Regions from separate parts of the Homo sapiens genome. Here region 2 is linked to region 1. Evidence: read pairs that join two places in POLR2A ChIA-PET (ENCODE). Cell type or tissue: GM12878. All regions are shown on one strand. Links, peaks and the distances in the headings refer to the core of each region. The heading gives the core; the rest is flanking DNA.

What was found. Peaks named below come from ENCODE experiments on the same cell type or tissue, not always from the same donor. Only the 100,000 strongest peaks of a DNase experiment are listed, where the experiment ranks them.
Region 2: POLR2A ChIA-PET joins it to region 1 with 7 read pairs; 3 of 35 experiments call an interaction of 5 or more read pairs at or near these places.

The regions. Positions count from the first base shown.
Region 1 is chr6:149,492,058-149,499,113 of GRCh38, forward strand. It overlaps the pseudogene LOC729496. Among named protein-coding and RNA genes, the nearest start is that of ZC3H12D, 11 kb to the left of the region's middle. RefSeq lists enhancers at 4,643-5,143, 4,712-4,931. In GM12878, for the core only: no CTCF peak of the experiment used is centred there; a DNase peak (open chromatin) is centred at 3,056; H3K27ac peaks cover 2,607 bases.
Region 2 is chr6:148,967,321-148,974,376 of GRCh38, forward strand. All of the region lies in intron 5 of UST (uronyl 2-sulfotransferase), which reads left to right. Among named protein-coding and RNA genes, the nearest start is that of UST-AS1, 6.2 kb to the left of the region's middle. RefSeq lists enhancers at 2,280-2,870, 2,871-3,461, 4,852-5,850. In GM12878, for the core only: no CTCF peak of the experiment used is centred there; no DNase peak of the experiment used is centred there.

The DNA.
Region 1 (7,056 bases), core at 1,205-5,204:
GGGCCTTCTTTTCCTTCCGTAGCAATTTCTTTTAACTTTGCTGTATTCTCAGTTTTCTTCGAAAAGCAAAGCCTTGTCCCTTGCGAACGCTCCCCACGAAGGCTTGCGGGTGGTTAGGCCGCCATGTCTTCTGTTTCACATTCTTATTCCTGTACCCGAACGTGGAAACCCCTTCACCACGCACCTCAAAACCACCAGGCCGCCACTTCGCCGCCCGCCTCACCGGCACCATTGCAGCCAACTAACTGCGTCATCGACATGGGGTTTTCTTTTCTTTTTTTTTTTTTTTTTTGAGACGGAGTCTCGCTGTCGCCCAGGCTGGAGTGCAGTGGCACGATCTCGGCTCACTGCAAGCTCCGCCTCCCGGGTTCACGCCATTCTCCTGCCTCAGCCTCCCGAGTAGCTGGGACTACAGGCGCCCGCCACCACGCCCGGCTAAGTTTTTGTATTTTTAGTAGAGGCGGGGTTTCACCGTGTTAGCCAGGATGGTCTCGATCTCCTGACCTCGTGATCAGCCCGCCTCGGCCTCCCAAAGTGCTGGGACTACAAGCGTGAGCCACCGCGCCCGGCCGACATGGGGTTTTCTTATGTTACTCAGGCTGGTCTCGAAGGCCTGGCCTCAAGCAATCCTCCCACCTTGGTCTCCCAAAGTGCTGGGATTATAGGTGTAAGCCACGATGTCCAACCTTGTTTTAAGTCACCCTGCTTATGGTAGTTTGTTGTGACGGTCCTAGGAAACTAATACACCCTTCAAGCCCACAAACACTTTCCCTCAGAGCTCTTAGTTGTGATAACCATTTACTCACAGCTAAGCACATTCTCGCTGTCTAATGAGAAGACTGTGAAAGAGCTATGGAGTGAAGCCTTGAGCCTGGAGGATGGGTTGGCAGGCCATGGGGCAGCTGTCTGCATGTGATGCAGTGTTGCCTGTGCCTGCCTGTGCTGGGGTTGTGCAGTGAGAAGGACATCTAGGACAGACCTAAAAATTAAGCATGTATCATGGTCATGCCTGTCGTGTTATTTCCTGTAAACATATGCCAGGGGAAAAGACCATGAGTGTGTGTTTTTTGTGCGTTCTTAGAAAGTGAGTAGTAGAAAATGATCAATACAACAATGAAACATCACTTATCATGAAGTTAAAAGTGTGCACTGCCACCTGCTGAGATTGCAGTGCTTTCGAGGCTACTTTCTTGCTCTATGTGAGGCACTCTCTCCTGTGCCATGAATCCAACAAAGAGCCTGTGCCCAAGATGCTTCCAGGTCAGCCCTCAGCTACACATCCCATGAACGCAGCACAGGCCACGGTCGACCATGTGGGCTCCATTCTGATCCTGCTTACACCCTATCAGGTTTACTAAAACCACATCCATCCCTGGTCATGCTGAAGATACTGGTATTATTTCTGTGATAACAAATGAGTGATTATGTAACAAAGACTGTATGACTTTAACGTTGTTGTCGTTGTGCCTGTTCTACGTTCTAGCACTGCACCAACTTGGATATCAAATGCAGAAGAGATATCAAAGTCCTCAGCGTCTGCATCATCTCCTCTGGGAAGCCTGCTTGATATACGTCTGCATTTGGGGTGATGTGTGGAATCGATATTGAATGAAATCGTGTTCAATGCCATGTGAGGACTGTGGTGCCAACCCATGGTAAAGGTCCTACATGCAACGCCCAGAGTAACTTTTCTCAGCTATCCCAGTGCCACTTTCTTCCTTATTTTCTGGGGCCTGGCGAAGCAAATCCAAGCTTCTCAGTTTTGCATTTGGGACTCTCCCTTTCCCAATTTCCTCTTCCCTCCTGACACTCATTGCCTTCCCAGCCTCGGCAGTAGTCAGACACCGCCCTGCTCTCCCTCTGCACCTGGCTCGTTACCACCTTCATATGCCTTTGTTCCTGACTCAGGTTTCCCCAGCTCTCTCCACCAAACCAAGCAAACAAAACTTTTCTCTTTTTCAGGAGCCAGAGGTCACTGGTCTTGTTGTAGATTCATAGCAACAAAGAAGCATTACCTAACTTCTCTTTCTACACAAACTCTCTTGCTAGAATGATACTGTATTTGCAACCTTTATGTGTGTCCAGCTTCCTAGTACTCTACTCATTTAAGTAAATAACAGCAATACAACTTTTTTTTTTTTTTGAGACTGAGTCTCGCTCTGTTGCCCAGGCTGGAGTGCAATGACGTGATCTCAGCTCCCTGCAGCCTCCGCCTCCTGGGTTCAAGTGATTCTCCTGCCTCAGCCTCCCAAACAGCTGGGATTGCAGGTGTGCATCACCACACCTGGCTAATTTTTGTAGTAGAGACAGGGTTTCACCATGTTGGCCAGGCTCATCTCAAACCTCTGACCTCAAGTGATCCACTTGAGGTGGATCAGTGCCTCAGCCTCCCAGAGTGCTGAGATTACAAGCATGAGCCACCGTGCCCAGCCAATACAACTTTTTAATTGCCCATAAAAACATCACTCAAAAACCCTGCTCATCTGCCCATTCAATGAACAAAGAATAGCAGAGGAGGCGAAAACATAAAATTGTTAACTCTTGACAGTGCCCCTAGCAAAATTAAGCCTAACTAGTAGTCGAATGTGGGTAAAATAAGGTAAGAATATAGATTTTCCCATTAGCAGAAGAGTAATTAAAATGACTTGCTTTAAAAAGAGTTCTGGGCTGGGTGTGGTGGCTCATGCCTATAATCCCAGCACTTTGGGAGGCTGAGGCTCTTAGATCACTTGAGGTCAGGTGTTCAAGACCAGCCTGGCTAACATGGTGAAACCCTGTCTCTACTAAAAATAACAAAAATTAGCAGGGCATGATGGCAGGTGCCTGTAATTCAAGCTACTTGGGAGGCTGAGGCAGGAGAATCACTTGAACCTGGGAGGCGGAGGTTGTGGTAAGCCAAGATCGTACCATTGCACTCCAGCCTGGGTGACAAGAGCAAGACCCCGTCTTGAAAAAAAAAAAAAAAGAGTTTTGAAAATCAAGGGGATCTCCACAATCTGTCATTTAATAACAGGAAGCCCAGGGTTCTCTCAAATTTCCCATCAAAACATGGTTTCATAGCAACAGCCACTGAAAGGTAAGGTTCCTGTGATTTCGATTTTACTAGCTATTATGCATTCTTTGTGACTCAGTCTAGATGGGGTAAGAAATGTCAAACTTAAGATTAAATGTTTTTATGATGAGTAGAAAACCAAGATGAAATATGTTTTTCAGTAACTAAAAAGCAACTAATTTATTAAAAGACACTTGTAAAAGTATGATTGCTGAGTGTATTTAAAGTTTCTTTTATTTAGCCTTTAATAGTTCTGATCAAAATCTTTGAAAATTCAACTGGTAAGAAAGATTAAGCTGAAACCTTACAGTGAAGTTATAATAACTGAGAAATGTTAGGCTCCAAATAGTTTTGGTGTTTTGTTTTGTTTTGTTTCATTTTTTGTTTTTGAGATGCAGTTCCACTCGTCACCCAGGCTGGAGTGCAATGGCACGATCTCGGCTCACTGCAACCTCCGCCTCCCAGGTTCAAGCAATTCTCCTGCCTCAGCCACCTGAGTAGCTGGGATTACAGGCACCTGCCACCACACCCAGCTAATTTTTGTGTTTTTAGTAGGGACAGGGGTTCACGATGTTGGCCAGGTTGGTTTCGAATTCCTGACCTCAGGTGATCCGCCTGCCTCAGCCTCCCAAAGTGCTGGGATCACAGGTGAGCCACCACACCCAGCCCCAAACAGCTTTTTAACTTAAAAAATATCTGACTACCAACAGCTCACTCAATCTTTTTTCCGGGGGAGGGGTTGCGGGGACAGGTTAGCAAAAGCCAGTAGAATATATAAATGGAGACTGGTTTTAAGAGTTCACCTAAAACCTAGAGAAGCAAAAGAGAAGAAATAGGAAACATGGCCACTTTACCGTAGATTAGTAGTAGTATCATGAAGCCAAGACTGCGCTGCATCTAATCAAGGATACGTGATGAACACTACGTTTCTGTACACACATCTTTGTTAAAACCAGTTTCTCATACCTAATTGCAGCATTTGCAATTAAGGAGAGTTTTGCCTTGCAATGATAGGTTCAAACATTTTTACTACTTTGGTTTTTCCCACTGGATCTACTGAATCAAGCTTCGGGAGTGAGGAGGTTATTTCCTCTCACTGCTCCATCACCTGCAACCAACATTTCTCCCTTGTGCATTCATTCTTTCAGACTACATTTTAGAATCTTCTGTATGAACAGTATGTATTTTTCTATATTCAGAGTGATAGTTTCTTATGTATTTAAAATGTTTTCTATTCATGGCTAAGAATTATGTACAATAGCAGGGAGACAACTGCTCTTAGCTGTATGGTGAACTAGATATTCTGAATTGTAACCGCCCCCTCCCACCTCCTCCATACAACATCCACATGCTGGATAAATTACAGCAATCATACTTTATTTATTTAGAGATGGCGTTTCACTCTTGTTGCCCAGGCTGAAGTGCAATGGTGTGATCTCAGCTCACTGCAACCTCCGCCTCCCGGGTTCAAGGAATTCTTCTGCCTCAGCGTCCCGAGTAGCTGAGATTGCAGGCATGCACCACCACGCCCAGCTAATTTTTTGTATTTTTAGTAGAGACAGGGTTTCACCATATTGGCCAGACTGGTCTTGAACTCCTGATCTCAGGTGACCCGCCCATCTCGGCCTCCCAGAGTGCTGGGATTACAGGCGTGAGCCACTGCACTCAGCCAGCAATCATACTTTTACATGCACTGATGAGACTGCAAGACAGGGAAATTCCTCATGACTCACAAATATATTAACAAAATGGTAAACAGGCCACTAGCCAGGATGCCCTTGCCTGCACAGCTGGGGACTAAGGACTTCAGGTCACAGTGATGAGGGATATTTATAAAGACAAGGCTTTGGACCTAAAAGAGAACTGGGAAGCTGAGCCTAAGATCTTCACATGAAGCCAGGAGACTATAATAGAAGAGCTCACCTAAAACAAGTTCGTCAGAGAAAGACTGGGCTAGGAAAAAAACCACTAAGGCTGGGCACGGTGGCTCACGGCTGTAATTCCAGCACTGTGGGAGGCCGAGGCGGGCGGATCACAAGGTCAGGAGTTCGAGACCAGCCTGGCCAATATGGTGAAACCCCATCTCTACTAAAAACACAAAAATTAGCCAGGCGTGGTGGCAGGCACCTGTAGTCCCAGCTACTCAGGAGGCTGAGGCAGGAGAATCGCTTGAACCCGGGAGGTGGAGGCGGAGGTTGCAATGAGCTGAGATCGCACCACTGCACTCCAGCCTGGGTGACAGAGCAAGACTCCATCTCAAAAAAACAAAAAACAAAAAAACAACACCTGCGTTTTACCCAGTTCTGCAATGATGGGGGTATAGATGGGAGATCTTAATGCTAGATATGTTTTCCCTGATACTTTGTCAACTTTCATCAAGGTCTAGGGTTCAAAAATACATTATGCTTGCACATGGAAATTCCAAGCCACAAATGAAAGTGGCCCCAAGTGATTGCATCACCTGGAGTCTGAAAGGTAAATATGCATCCTCTCTGGAGAAAAGCATCTTCATTTTAGGTACCTTAGGAGTCCCAAAGTATGTCCTCCCAATTTAAGGGGAAAAAAATCTGAAACACACAAGGAAATAAGCCAGTACGCACAAGGGTCAGCAGGAAAACTTTTTTAATTCTTAAGAAATTAAGATACTGGAATTATCAGAAACAATATAATTATGTAAATAAAACAGAGTGGAAATAAATGAGCAAAGAACAACAGAAAATCAAAAATAACCAGGAAAATTCAAGAAAGAATCAAACAGAACTCCAAAAACAAAAAATTACTGAAATTAAAAATTCAGTGGATGGGTTAAATAAGAGACTGGGCTTATGTGAAAAAGAGTGGGTGACCTGGAATATAGACCTGAAACAATTATTCAGAATAAACTATCTGGATAATATGAGTTAAGATACAAAGAACAAGAGGAGAAAGCCTTACATAAAACTGACTAAGATTACAAAAGGAAATAATAGATAGAATGTGGAGAGAGACTATTTGAAGAAAAAATGGCAGAGAAGTTTCCAGAATAATAAAAAACATTAAGCCATCAGACACAGGATATAACAAGAAAGATAAAGGAAATCCCTATCTAGACACATTATAGTGGAATATTCTAGAATACCGAAGACAAAGGTAAACCTTAAAAGCAGCCAGAGACCTTTTTCAACAAATAGTCCCAGTACAAGTGGATGTTCATAAGTCAAAAAAAAAAAAAAAAAAATCTCAAAATGGATCACAGACTTAAATGTAAAACTAGAGAATTTTTTTAAAAAAATTAAAAGTATGAGAAAAATTTCGGAAGCTAGTGCTCGGCAGAGTTCTTACTTTTGACACCAAAAGCACAATCCATAAAAGGAAAAACTGATAAACTGCAGAAAAATTAAAATCTTGTACTCTACAAAACTCTATTAAAAGACAGGCCATACATTGGAGGCTAGGCATGGTGACTCATACCTGTAATCCCAGCATTTTGGGAGGCCAAAGCGGGAGAACTGCTTGAGACCAGGAGTTTGAGACCAGCCTGGGCAACATAGGGACCTCGTTTCCACTAATAATAAAAAAAAAAAATTAGCTGGCTGTGGTGGCAGGCACCTGTAGTCCCAGCTACTAAGAGGCTGAGGTGGGAGGATTGCTTGAGCCCTGGAGGTTGAGGCTGCAGTGAACTGTGATCTCACCACTGTACTCCAGCCTGAGTGACAGAGCGAGACTGTCTTAAAAAAGAAAAAAAAAGAAAGACAAGCTATATATTGGGAGGAAACAGCTGCAAGCAACATATCTGACAAAGAACTAGTATGTAGAATACATAAAGAACTCTCAAAACTCAAAAATAAAAAAAAACCTAAAAATCCAATTAGATATAAAGTAACATTTCACCTAACAGGATATGCAGATGGCAAAATGAGTACATGAAAAGATACTCAACAACATTACCAATTAAAGAAATAAAAATTAAAACCAGAGTAAGTTATATATCTATCACTATATACCTACCAGAATGCCTAAAATAA
Region 2 (7,056 bases), core at 1,290-5,289, 520 kb before region 1:
CGGGGGGGCTCAGATTCAAGAGAGGAGAGCCTGGTGGTGGGGGGGAGGGGTGTCCCCTTCATGATCTGGTTCCAGCCTGACCTGGTTAGAAGGCTGTCTTCTTGTTCAAAGGATAGTTTGTTTATTTGGAAGAAGATGGTCTATTGCCTTTTTTTAATAGCTGAAACTTTTAATTCCATCTCCTTGGTCCCATTAGACCCTTGAAATAAAATTGCCCCCTTTCAGAAGAGTCTGTCCTCATTTTGGCAAAGGCTGGGTAGTCAGTTGTTTGACTCAAAAGAGGGTGTTGTTTGTGTCTCAGCGGGGCGCAGGCAGCTGTGAGGAGCCCACTGTCCCCTCCTTGCCGGCCACCCCTCCCCTCGGAGGCCCTTCCCTGCACACCGCATGCCCACAGGGTCTTGGTTGCTGGCCTGAAATGAGTCTGCTGATTTACCACGTCATTCCAGATCTCAGTGCTCTAAAGCCCCTTGCTTTATCCCATTGCCAAAATTCGGGCAGTTCTGCCCCTGGCCCTGAGCCTCACAGAGCTGCTTAGCATACAGCTGGGAGTGGCCAGTGCCTGCCTCCAAGCCTGCTCTGAGGATGAAATAATATCATCTTGTGAGGCAGGGTGGTTTGGAAGAAAATGGAAAGGGTAAAGGAATCCTAGGATTTGCAGGAACCCCAAAGAGGATGAGGACTCTCTCATTTTACAGGTGTGGGAACGGGCCTGGGATTCGGGGTGGGGTAAAGTCCCTGCCAGGAGGAGAATCCAGACCTCCTGATTCCACTTCGGTGCTGTTTGCCCACTCAGACCTTATGTTCCTGAAGGGTAAAGGGAGAAGAGGACTGGGCCGAGTCCCACGCTTTTGAAGCAGAATCATTTGATGTAACATCGTCTCTCCATCTTTACAAAGACATCGCTGTTACAGCAATTTGTTTTCAAATATTCAAGCATCTTATAGCTATACCTTATTTTCTGGGAACAACTAGCTTTTCTCAAACTTTCTATTTCTTTCCAAACTCTTCTTCCTTTGCATTTCCTGGAAAATCATTTTTAAATAAATTAGTGCTCGCATAGATGCAAGTTCAACTTCTAGCAGCCATACTGTGAAAAGGCAGTTGTCTTAGGCTCATTTCTTTTTGTCCAGAGCTGGAAGCTCCCCAGTGTGGAGGTGGCTGCCTCCTTTTTGGGGGTGGGAGTCCTCTGAACCCAGGCACACTTGGACACATCCCAGCACCTGAGACTCTAATCCAGCTCATGTCCAGCCTCCTTTATTTCCAGGGTAGGGAAATACCTGGCACACAGACCATATTTAATGAATGGTGGAAAGCTTTTTCTAATGAAGAGCAACTGTTGTCATCTCCAGATGAGGGAGAGCATCTTATTCCTGCTGAAGCCACTCCCTTTTCCAGTCTTGGAGCTTCCATGAAAGTGGATTTCTTATGCTGTCATTTTCACCCTGCTGGTTACACATCAAGTTCTCAAAAATGTCAAATTGGGCTGCTGCCCTAACCATTATTGCCACTTCACTAGGCCATCCTCCATTTGAAGAATAGGAAGAAAAGGGAGAAAATCTTCCCAGAGAGAACACTGCCTCTGTGACACTGTTTATTCGGCTTGGCTGTAAAATGTGGAAAGTAATGCATGTTTAAAAGAAAAGATGTGTAATTTACAGCTTCTTAATTCATAAAGAATTCAGTGAATCATGTTGGCCCTGTTGGATTCTGGAGAAGTCTGAAAATTGGCCAGAGTCAGCAAAGGTTTTTAGAAAGCTATGCATTTTAATCTACTTGAAAGTTTTGGACTCTGAATGTCCTTTAACTTTGAAAGTATACATATGAAATACCAGCATGTGGAAATTTCCACTCTGTCCCAACCAGCTGAGACTGTCCTTTGAGCAAAAGAAACCTCAGGCATTGCCTCTATTTCTAAGGCATTGTTTTTCTTAAATAAATAAAATGAAGAAGGGCTTTGGATTGTCTGCTTTTTAAGTGTTTCAGTAAATATCTATGTTTTCCAAATACGTGACGGTAAGAAAGTTACGCTCTTGGTCTTCAACTAGTTCAAATTTAGCTTCCAATTGTAGGCTGAGCCAGGGGCCCAAGATAAGGTGTATTTATATTCCCTTCTCAGCTGCCTTAGCTGGGTGACTTGGATTTAGCCTCTGTGAACCTTGCTTGTCTCATCTGTACAATGGGACCATATTACCTACTTTGCCTGCATTACAGGGTTGTTGGGAGAGTCTATTGAGCATTCTACACAGAAGTGCTTTGGAAGCTAAAACTCTCCAAAACACATTTCAGTATTGATGCTCCCACCCCCTTGGCTCCGTTACTGGCTCCACATGACCTAAAGGGGCCATTTTTCCTCCAGACCTGGAGCTCCTCTGCTCAGGGAGTCCATAGAGGCTGCTGTTTTCCTGGGGCTCAGGACATACTGGGTCCTGAACCCTCAGGTCTGCTTCTGCTGTGGTCTCAAATTGCCTCACTAGATTCCTTCCCCCGGGAACCTGTTTCTAAGGAAACTACTTCTCTTTGTGTTCCCAACAGCTGGAGATGTGTTTTGATCCCAGCCCGCTGGCATACATTTGTCTTGTGTTTATTTACTTGGAAACCTAAGCTCCTGTAGGCCCTGGGTTGGAAAGTCATATACACGCGCACTCTCCCTCTCCGAGGAGTAACGAGAAAGGCACGCCAGAGCCGAATGCTCCGCCAGGCTGATGCAAGCCATCCAGGAGCATGGAGGACCAGGAAGCCCCAGCTTCAGAGATACGCTGCGAAATACATTTGTCCTGGGTGTATCTAAAGCAGGAGTCACAGGTGATTTTAGGACCAAAGGCCACTTCTGGGGGTTAGCAAGACCTGAGGGTATCCCTGGGAGTTTCAGGCAAACAGAAAACAAGATGGGTGAAGGAGGGGGCAAGGGAGGAGAGGAGGGACCAACAAAGGGATTTTGGAGCTAGAATAGAATGCTACCCCCTGCCACCTGTGCTACCACCAAACGGCAGCCATGTGTGTAGTGTGTAGCAGGTTAGCATGCTTTGCCTCATGTTAGGGTGTCCGCCCTCACAGCCTCTCCTGGCGTAGGTATGAGCACTCCTCATTCCCCTCTTATGAACCAGGATGGCGATCCCAGAGAGGCTGAGTGGTGGTGAAGATCAAACCACAAATAAGGGGAACTTGCATGAGGCTACCTTAGTTACAAGGGGCTTACGAGTCACCCAGGTTACCTCTGTATCAGGAGCCACGGGGCAGGAGAACTGTGGGAATGAAGACAAAAGGATTGCAGGCCAGTGAAGGCTAGGAAACGAATGCCAGGCAGAGCCAGGCCCCATGGGAAGCACATGAACCACAGCACAGCTAAGCCACACGGAAACCAGAAGTTGTTGAGACCTAGAGCCACTTCCAGCACCCAAGTGTCAGTGCCCAGGCTGCCCAGGGGTTCTCAGTTCTCTTCAGCCATCTTCAAAGACACCAACGGTGGGTTGAGCCCCTCTTATGCTTCACACCTCTCCTTCTACCATCTCATTTCTCTAGCCCAGCTGGAAAGGGCTCTCCACTTTTAAGGACTTATGTCATTAGATTGGGCTCACCCCGATAATCCGGCATAGTGTCCCCTCTCAAGGTCTGTAACCGTACTCACATTTGCAGAGTCCTTTTTGCCATACAAGGTAACATATTCACAGGTCCCAGGGATTAGGATAGGGACACCTTCGACGTCCATTATTTTGCCTACCACAGTGTCATCAAGGATAACTTAGCAGGGGGGAGAGGGGACTGTGGAGGGGACATGGGTGTGACAGGCATTCTGACACTTGGCTATGCCACTTATAAGTGCTCACCACTGTGCATTCTACTATGCAGTGGCACCAAACCATGGCTTTCCTGGCCCTAGTCTGCAAAACTAAGTGGCCAGTCATACATTTTTTTTTTTCTTCTACTAGTGACTCATCCACCAATCCATCCGTCATTCGTTCATTCACTCAATAAACATTGATTTAGTACTTTCTGTGTAGTAGGAGCTATTGTAGGAACTGGAAATAAAATGTTGAGCTAAAATGGACACTGTCAGTCCTCATGGAGCTCACAGACTGCCAGGGAGACAGGCATTCATCCCAAAACCATACAGATGTATGTGAAATAGTGGCTGCATCACATCCTACATGTAGGATGTAGGCTGCATCCTACAATGCAGAGACATGGCGCTGTCCAGGCATTGAATGGGGCAGTTGGCAAGTCTGGAAGTCAGAGAAGTGTTGGTTGAGCTATATCTGAAGGGAAAGAGGAGAAGGAAGAACACCCAGGCATAGGGCACATACAAAGCCCTGTGGCAGAAGGGAACACAGCACGGAGGAAGAACCAGGGAAGCTGCAGCAGGGCGAGCTGAGGAAGAAAGGAAAGAGCTGGGTGCAGTGATGTGGGCAGGCAGGTGGTGGGCCCCACAGAGCCTCCCAGACCATCTTAAAGATCCCTGGGGAGGCACTAAAGGACTTAAAGCAAAAGAGGCATGTTTACAGGACATCCTGAATCTTTTACATTTTGTGGGAGGAATCACTTTGGCTACAACATACAGAGTACAGAAGGGCTTCAAGTCGATGTGGATAGACCAGCTAGATAGATCAGAGGCTACTGCAGTGATCCAAGTGCAAGATAAACCAAGGAGGAAGTTTTTATGGGACATCAACCATGTGCAAAGAGCAGCTCCAGGTGGGGTCAGGGGCAGCAATGAGGGAGCAATTACAAAGACATTGAAGACTCATTGCTGTGCTTCCAGTTGCTTGCCGCCTAGTTAGCAACAGAAGACCCAAACTTGAAAAGCTTAATACCAAGAAGGAGATATTAATAATAGCTCAGTGCAGCCATATAGGACTTGTCATTGGCTGGGATGTGTTAAATTAGCAATCTGAAAATTGCGGGGAGGAACGAAATCAGCAAGAGTTGGGGTTGTTGGGAGCGGCTTCCCAGAAAAGGAGAGGCGGACAGAGGAGAGGTGGGTGCTGTCTTTAGGGGTAGAAGAAGATGCAGCAGAAGTAAGGCTCTGGGGACAGCAGGAGGGGACTGTTCCAAGTGAAGTGACACTTTAGAAAGTGTGTAAAAGCCTGAGAGCAAGAGGCTCACTCTGGTGAACCGCCTATTTGGCAGGAGCGGAGGGCTTAGGGAGGTGAGGAGCTTGGGTACAGTAAAGTGTTTCTCCAGATGTCCCAGTTGTGGGGGAAGCAACGCTGCTCTGATGGCTGCCAAGGCAGGTTTGCCTGACCTGCTGTCTCCATGCAAGGTCCCATCAGGAGCACGCACCGCAAGGGCCGCCAGAGCACAGCCAGGTGCATCCGCCGGCCACCTGTCAGCTGAGCTCATCTGCTGTGAGCCCCGCCCCTCGCTGTGAGTCAGCGGAGCTGCTGCAGCTGTGTCCCGCCGCTGGCGCTCAGCGCTGCACCCCTACTGGGGCAGGTGGCTAACATTTATTAAGGCGGTGGTTCTCAGCCTTGGCCACTTGTGGAGGCTTTAAAAACTACTGATTCCTGGGTCCCACACCCGAAAGTTCTGGTTTAATAGGTCTAGGGTGCAGCCTGGGCTTTGGGATTTTTTTTTTTTTTAAGCTTCAGAAGTGAGGCCAATGTGTAGCTGAGGTTGAGAACTACTGAGGAATTAACAACGTATCCGTTCCTGACTGTATTAGCAGGAGCTGTTTTCACTGAGAGAAGCACCCCCTGAATGCCTTATGGAAGCTTACCTTCTTATCCTCTGCCCATTTGGAAAAACCTGCATTTGCCTTCTTCCCCTTAGACATTTTTATTTGTTAGGCTTTTCATTGGCATATGCAAATAAATGTCATTAAAGAGGTTTGATGATATAGTGCAATATTATGTGTTGTATTTATGAATATTCTATAAATGTCTTAAGTCAGACTTTCTTCTAAAGTTGAAGTAAATAATATTTCTTATCCAGAAACCAAGGTGTGCATTATAGTATACATTTCAGATCTCACTTTAGGAAGCCATGCTTTAAACAGTAAAACAGAATGAGCACTTTGATGAATAAAATATTTTAGCATCTGGACATCTTTTTATTTAGGTTGACGAGGCACTTGGAGTCCATTGCCATCTCTTCAAAGAGACATGTGACATTCTTTAAATGCAGGCCAATTCATACAAAGACATGTAAATGCTAAATTAAAAGATGTGGGTGAGTAGAACTACATTTTAAATGCAGTCAGGAAATGTTCTCTGAATGCAGTCAGAGGTCTTGCTATTGAAAGAAGCGATGGGATGAAGTTTTATATAAAGTAAAAAACTAATGGCTCCATTTAACTTTGTTAACATTTTGAATTTTATACCCCACACTTATTTTTGCAGAAGTTGGCATGCCTCTATAGTTGTCCTCAATTGCTTTGCCATTTGTAATATTTTTTTCCCTACCCAGCTGTTTTACATACACAGTATAAATTCCCCAAAGGCTGAATGATCTCCAAACGTGTTCTTCAAAATATTTTGCAAAGTCTGAAGACAGGAAAAGTAAGTGTAAAACATCTAAGAGATTTGTTGGAATCTCAGCTTGAATTCTAATTGCGAGTACTTATGAAAATGTCAATATTAACATGAAATAGCTGGCAGTTTTTCTAATAAATGTAAATTGAATTAGATAGTGTGTAATTGGAAAAATACTTGCTTCACTCAGGCTTCTCAAAACAAGACTCAGGATTTGTTAGCTGCGGCAGCCTTGCCCTCTAATGGCTGGAAGTTGAAGGACAGGACTAAAATACTTTTGACTATAAGGAGGATGGAAACTAAGAAGAGGGAATGTCTGACCATTTGTCACCATATTGAGGGCTTCTTCCCAAAGCATGGGGCATGATGTCGATGTTAGCATGAGCTTATTATTAAAAGGAGGTGGGTAGGTGGGGAGCCAAGGCCATGCTAAGTATCTTGGAGCTTCAGAATAAGCTTGGATAGAAACAGGTATTATAGATGCCTAATCTCCTGAAATGCAGTTGAAAGTTCAAACTTGCCTTATAATATTAAAAAAAAAAATACCCGAACAAGTTATACAATAAATAATCTAGCCTGGACATTGTGA